Regions from separate parts of the Homo sapiens genome. Here region 2 is linked to region 1. The links are chromatin contacts, found by Hi-C or POLR2A ChIA-PET in ENCODE. All regions are on one chromosome and are shown on one strand. Each heading gives the region's core, a stretch centred on a gene start or an enhancer-like site at or near the end of the contact. The rest is flanking DNA. Distances are from core to core; before and after follow the strand shown.

Evidence for each region. A loop is a pair of places that touch in the nucleus more often than their neighbours do. ChIA-PET counts read pairs that join two places held with the same protein, here RNA polymerase II (POLR2A). Pooled maps may share reads with other maps.
Region 2: a pooled map shows a loop between it and region 1 (5-fold over the local background). The contact joins two enhancer-like sites. A Hi-C loop is called at or near these places in 5 of 50 pooled maps. POLR2A ChIA-PET finds 5 or more read pairs at or near these places in 3 of 52 experiments (BJ, activated CD4-positive, alpha-beta memory T cell and naive thymus-derived CD4-positive, alpha-beta T cell).

The regions. Positions count from the first base shown.
Region 1 is chr7:114,888,384-114,891,083 of GRCh38, forward strand. No RefSeq gene overlaps it. Among named protein-coding and RNA genes, the nearest start is that of MDFIC, 32 kb to the right of the region's middle. Within about 2 kb of position 1,433, at least 2 of the 41 ENCODE cell types and tissues checked have a DNase peak (open chromatin) inside an H3K27ac peak, as active enhancers do.
Region 2 is chr7:115,007,269-115,009,968 of GRCh38, forward strand. All of the region lies in intron 4 of MDFIC (MyoD family inhibitor domain containing), which reads left to right. Among named protein-coding and RNA genes, the nearest start is that of LINC01393, 70 kb to the right of the region's middle. Within about 2 kb of position 1,428, at least 20 of the 41 ENCODE cell types and tissues checked have a DNase peak (open chromatin) inside an H3K27ac peak, as active enhancers do.

The DNA.
Region 1 (2,700 bases), core at 183-2,682:
TGCCCAGCCATCTAAGCTTCCTCTTTTCATAAGAGGAGAAATAGTTGTGCCTATTCCCTCTTTGTCCAAATTCTGCCCATCATCTGAAACCTATTTACAGTCTCAAATGTTTAGGAAAGAGCTTTCTGAACACTATGGTCATTATGGTCATTAATAATCTTGTCTTAACCTCAGCGTTCAAATACAACACCTTGCCCGGAGATATATGATTCTGAAAATGGAAACTTCTACGTGAGCTACAAGGATTTTTGAAAATAGTAGGATAGTCAGAGTTTGGAAAGGCGACGAGAAGAAATATAACCTATTATGCAGACGTATGTCACAAGTCTGGGTACAACCCAGGAGTGAAGATGGAGTGCCAGAGGAATGGTGGGGACCACCCCCTTAGGCTGGAGAAACCCAGCGAGATTGGAGATTTTGACAGGTTGTGGGTTTTGATCTTTCTTTTCTTTGTCCCTTTCTTTCTTTTCTTTTCCTTTCTTTCTTTCTTTCTTTCTTTCTTTCTTTCTTTCTTTCTTTCTTTCTTTCTTTCTTTCTCTCTCTCTCTCTCTCTCTTTCTTTCTTTCTTTCTTTCTTTCTTTCTTTCTCCCTCCCTCCCTTCCTTTCCTTCCTTCCTTCCTTCCTTCCTTCCTTCCTTCCTTCCTTCCTTCCTTCCTTCCTTCCTTCTTAGATTTTGACAGATTGTGGATTTTGATTCCTTCCTTCCTTCCTTCCTTCCTTCCTTCCTTCCTTCCTTTCTTCCTTCCTTCCTTCCTTCTTAGATTTTGACAGATTGTGGATTTTGATTCCTTCCTTCCTTCCTTCCTTCCTTCCTTCCTTCCTTCCTTCCTTCCTTCCTTCCTTCCTTCCTTCCTTCCTTAACAGTTTTGCTCTGTCACTCAGGCTGGAGTGCAGTGATGCTAACAGAGTTCACTGTGACCTCAAACCCCTGGGTTCGCTGCTTCAGCCTCCTGAGTAGCTAGAAATGCAAGAGGCCACCACCATGCCTGGCTATTTTTTTTCTGGCTTTTTTTTTTTTTCTTTTTTTTTTTTGTAGGCACCAGGCCTTACTATGTTGTCTAGGCTGGTCTCAAACTCCTGGCTTCAAGTGATCCTCCCACCGCAACCTCCCAAAGTGCCGGGATTACAGGCATGAGCCACCGTGCCTGGCCTTGACTTTTATCGTGAATAAAGCTGTTAAAAATAAAATATTAGAAAAGTCACAAATAATAATTCAAAGTTTCAGGAAGAATTAAACCATATTTAGGTAGTATCTATAATTGATTAAAAGAGAAAAGCAGAGCCAGGAAAACTAGTGGAGAATCTATCATAGCAATCCAAGTATGGAGTAATGAGTTCTTGGAATGTGGTGTTAGTGGGGAGAATGAAAAAAAGAAAAAACAACTGTGTTGATTCACAAAGCACTTGAAGGAAGACAGGACAGTATGGAGCTTGATGAGTCATAGGTTAAAGTCAAGATGACTGGGAAACAGTGACTCACATCCACTTAGGTTGATCAACTCTATGCGCTTCTTTAAAGTGTTTTTCTCTTAGTGGGTTACCAACAAGTGAGGAGCTTTGTACCGTGATGCCCTGTTAACTTTGCTTCTTACTCTGAAATGTGATTGTCTTTTATAATGAGAATGGTGACTTTATTAATTTTTGTGATGTCACCATCCTTGTTGTCCAGGTATACAAGCATACTTTTGAGGGTTGACTTATAGGCAATCATGGATTACTTGATTCTGTTTTTTTCCAGCCCTTACTACTCTTCCCTGACTATTCACTGAGGGGGAAGAAAATAGTAGAAGGAGATTATGGGGTTTCATGCAATAAGGGATTTCATATATTTTCAGATGTTTAGTTACATAAGGTATACGCTCTGTGTTCACAATTCCTAACTGGGGAAAGTAAGGACTTTACTTAGACTTAGGCCACCTCCCACTCTTCCCCAGTCATACGTAATTAATTCTCTTTAATTATTTCCTTTGATTATTTCTTTATTACACATTTTTTTCTTAGTTTGATGCATAATTGCAGTTACTATCATTAAGTTTTGAGTCCTCGGGGAGATTATTTACACCTGGAAGCCAGACTTTTAGGGCGGCTTCTCAAAATTTTTTGGAAAGAGATGGAGAAAAGGAAGGAAGAGAAAGAGAAAAATAACTTGTATGTAGGGAGATGCAGGTATGTGTATATATATATACATATACATAAATACACACACTTATACATGTGGTCAAAGAGAAAACTTGACTAATTATTATGAATTACACATAGTTAACACACTACAATGTGTGTGCACGCACACACACACAGATGTGTGCAGATGCAGACATCAGGAGGTCTGCATCAGGAGATGCATCAGGAGATGCAGATATGCATCAGGAGATGCAGGTATGTGTATATATATATACATACATATATACATATACATAAATACACACACATATACATGTGGTCAAAGAGAAAAGAAAACTTGACTAATTATTATGAATTACACATAGTTAACACACTACAATGTGTGTGCACACACACGCACACACACGCACACACACAGGGCGCCTGTCTGGTAAAAGACTGAGAAATTATCTATTATGAATGTTTTATTTTTAAAGTGTATGCATATATCTATGGTATTGACAATGTTAGAGAAATGACAGTCTTTTTGTTGCCTTTTGCTAGTTCTGGACATAAGAAGTTTCCTCCTTGAGCAACATA
Region 2 (2,700 bases), core at 178-2,677, 120 kb after region 1:
CACAGTAATAATATTTAGTAAGCACTTGCATGTTAAATCCTTTATTAAGTACTTAATGTGCATTATCTCTTTTAATCTTCATCATAACCCTATGAGGACAGTAATGTTATTACCAGCTATTAAAGCTTGTGATCTTAAAATGTAGAGATTCAGTATGTGAATGTAAATATTATTTGCACCATTGATATTTTCTAGCCTTTCTTTCCCTCCTTTCTGCCCAAAAACTGACTTTCTGGGTAAAAAATTTTAAATAAGCACTTCAAATAACTAAACTTTTACCCCTCTTCAGATTTCTGTGTTAAGCTTCTAAGAATCAAAATATTTTCTGAGATCTATCTATCTATCTAGTGTGCGTGTGTGTGTATATATATATATATATATATATATATTTATATTTCCTGGAATTTGTTTTGTTTTGCTTTTGGTATAGAGTCTCACCCTGACACCCAGGCTGGAGTGCAGTGGCATGATTATGGCTCACTATAGCCTCGACCTTCTGGGGCTCAGGTGATCTTCCCAGCTTAGCACCCCCACCCCCCGACCCCCTCCCCAAAATAGCTGGGACTACAGATACTCGCCACCATACTCAGCTAATTTTTTTTTTTTTTTTGGTAGAAACAGAGTTTTGTCATGTTGCCCAGGGTAGTCAAACTCCTGGGCTCAAGGGATCCGCCCACCTTGGGATTCTGCCTGCCTCGGGATTCCAGGAATGAACTACCGCACCCCAGCCTAACTTCCTAGACTTTGTAAAATGCATCTCTTTAGAAGGGACTACTTGACCAGTGCTAGAGTTAAGGCATGACCAACAATTACTGGATTCGATGTCTCTGAGAATTTGGAATATTTAATGAATCAACCACAGATCAGGCAATGGGGTAAACAAATAGAAGGAAAAAATCTCTGCTATCCTCTCGCTGTCATTTAAAATATGAAAGCAACTCCCATAGGATGGAGATGGAGTCTAGGATTTGCACCTGTAGTAGGAAACTTATTGAGGAGTCACTTTGTGGGGTGTGGGAGGGCAGTGCTGTTTTTTTTTTTTTCCTAGGTTCTTTTGACTTTGTTGAGAGGAAAGATAATAGTAAAGATTATTGTTCAATTTCCCAAAGTATGGTGTTCTTTGTCCTGCAGTGGAAAATGTAGCTTTTCTCTAACTTTCTTTTTACCTCCTGACCCATCTCACTTTGTTCCCCACTAGGAAAATGTTGACTGGATTCTGGCTAAGATGTGTGGCCTCTTGGGAGAGTCTTGTGCCAGAGCGTTCTGTGTAGGAGGCTCACTTTAGGCCAATTTATTCAGGCAGCAGGTCAGGCTAGGGCTGTTGGCCAGAAGTGCTGTGCGTCCTCTGTCTTGGAGACATGGAGCTACTTGGAGCTGAGCTACCGTGTGGTATTAGTAAACATTTCCCGCCCCTACACACACTTGAGGAGCAGAACTCCCCAGAGATGTCTGTGTCTGGTCCCTCACAGCTGGGTTTTCACAGAGGCTAGATGCTCACTTAGCAATCTCGGCTGTGATTCAGGATAACCACAGCCTGCTTCTAGCTTGCTCTTTGATTTTCCTATTGGGAAAGAACAGTCACAGTAAAGCAGTATCTAGGAAGAGGAAAGCCTTCACCCAGTCAGACTTCTGCACAGAGTCCTGTTATACCGCCACTGGGCAGGTGATAGTCGTAGCAGCTAAAGAATGGGGAACAACTGGGGGTGCTCTGTGGCGTTGATGTTAAAGCTACAGAGTCAGGTTTGACCTCAAAGCAATTTCCTAAATTACTAAATACACATAACTCTTATTGTTCATGCTTTAATCCATGGTCTTTGGCATATTATTGGCCTGTTAAATGCTAATAAACCTTTGTTTCTCAGCATGTAGTTTACATGATGGGGACTTGATTAAGAAAGTACTTTCAAGCATCTTATTTCATAGGAAACTTTATTAGAGATAAGATAAGACCCATTCAAATATGCATTCTCTTAAAAATGGGTTGTGAGTTATTCTCAGAATTCTCTGCTGTCTGTCCTTTCCTGTACTCCACTTTAGCTGTTTGGTATCTCTGTTCCAAGAAATTCAGAGCACCTGCCATACCACATCTTAAAAGGAGGAAATGAAAGAGATAAAAGAGGCTCGTTTAGAGGCGAGCTGAGTTTATTTTGTAAATAGTTTTCTGATGGCTCAATCAGGGTTCCTTTCACTTTAATAAACTGCATTCCTCATATTCCCTAGTGTAATTTGGCCACATACTGATCAGGTATCCGTATCAATTGGGATAATTTCATTATAAACTTGTTTTTACAAAGCTAATCTTCACTCTCATTTTAAGCAGCACAGAGTTCCTGGGATCAGTCACAGACATTTTCACCAGACTTCTAAGATGCTGTTTAATTCAGTTCCAATTGTTACTTTAATGCTGTTGAGATGCTAGAAGCTCTCCACATAATAGGCCAGCTGCCTAAGCGTAACACTGATGACCTTTCGTAGGACTCAAAGATTTTGTTTGGGATTGTGTCTTCAGTAATTCATAACAGGTTTTGTTGCTTTTTAAATCAAACATAGTAAAGATTTCCTTTTATGCTCTCCTTTTAGCTACTTGGCTTCTGGAGTGTTACTCTGTTTTCCTAAATTTACAGTAGCTGCCAGTCTTGTGCTGAGTTCTCCTCCAAGTACACTGAATTGTGCAATTCTTGCTTGGCCCAGTTTTGGACA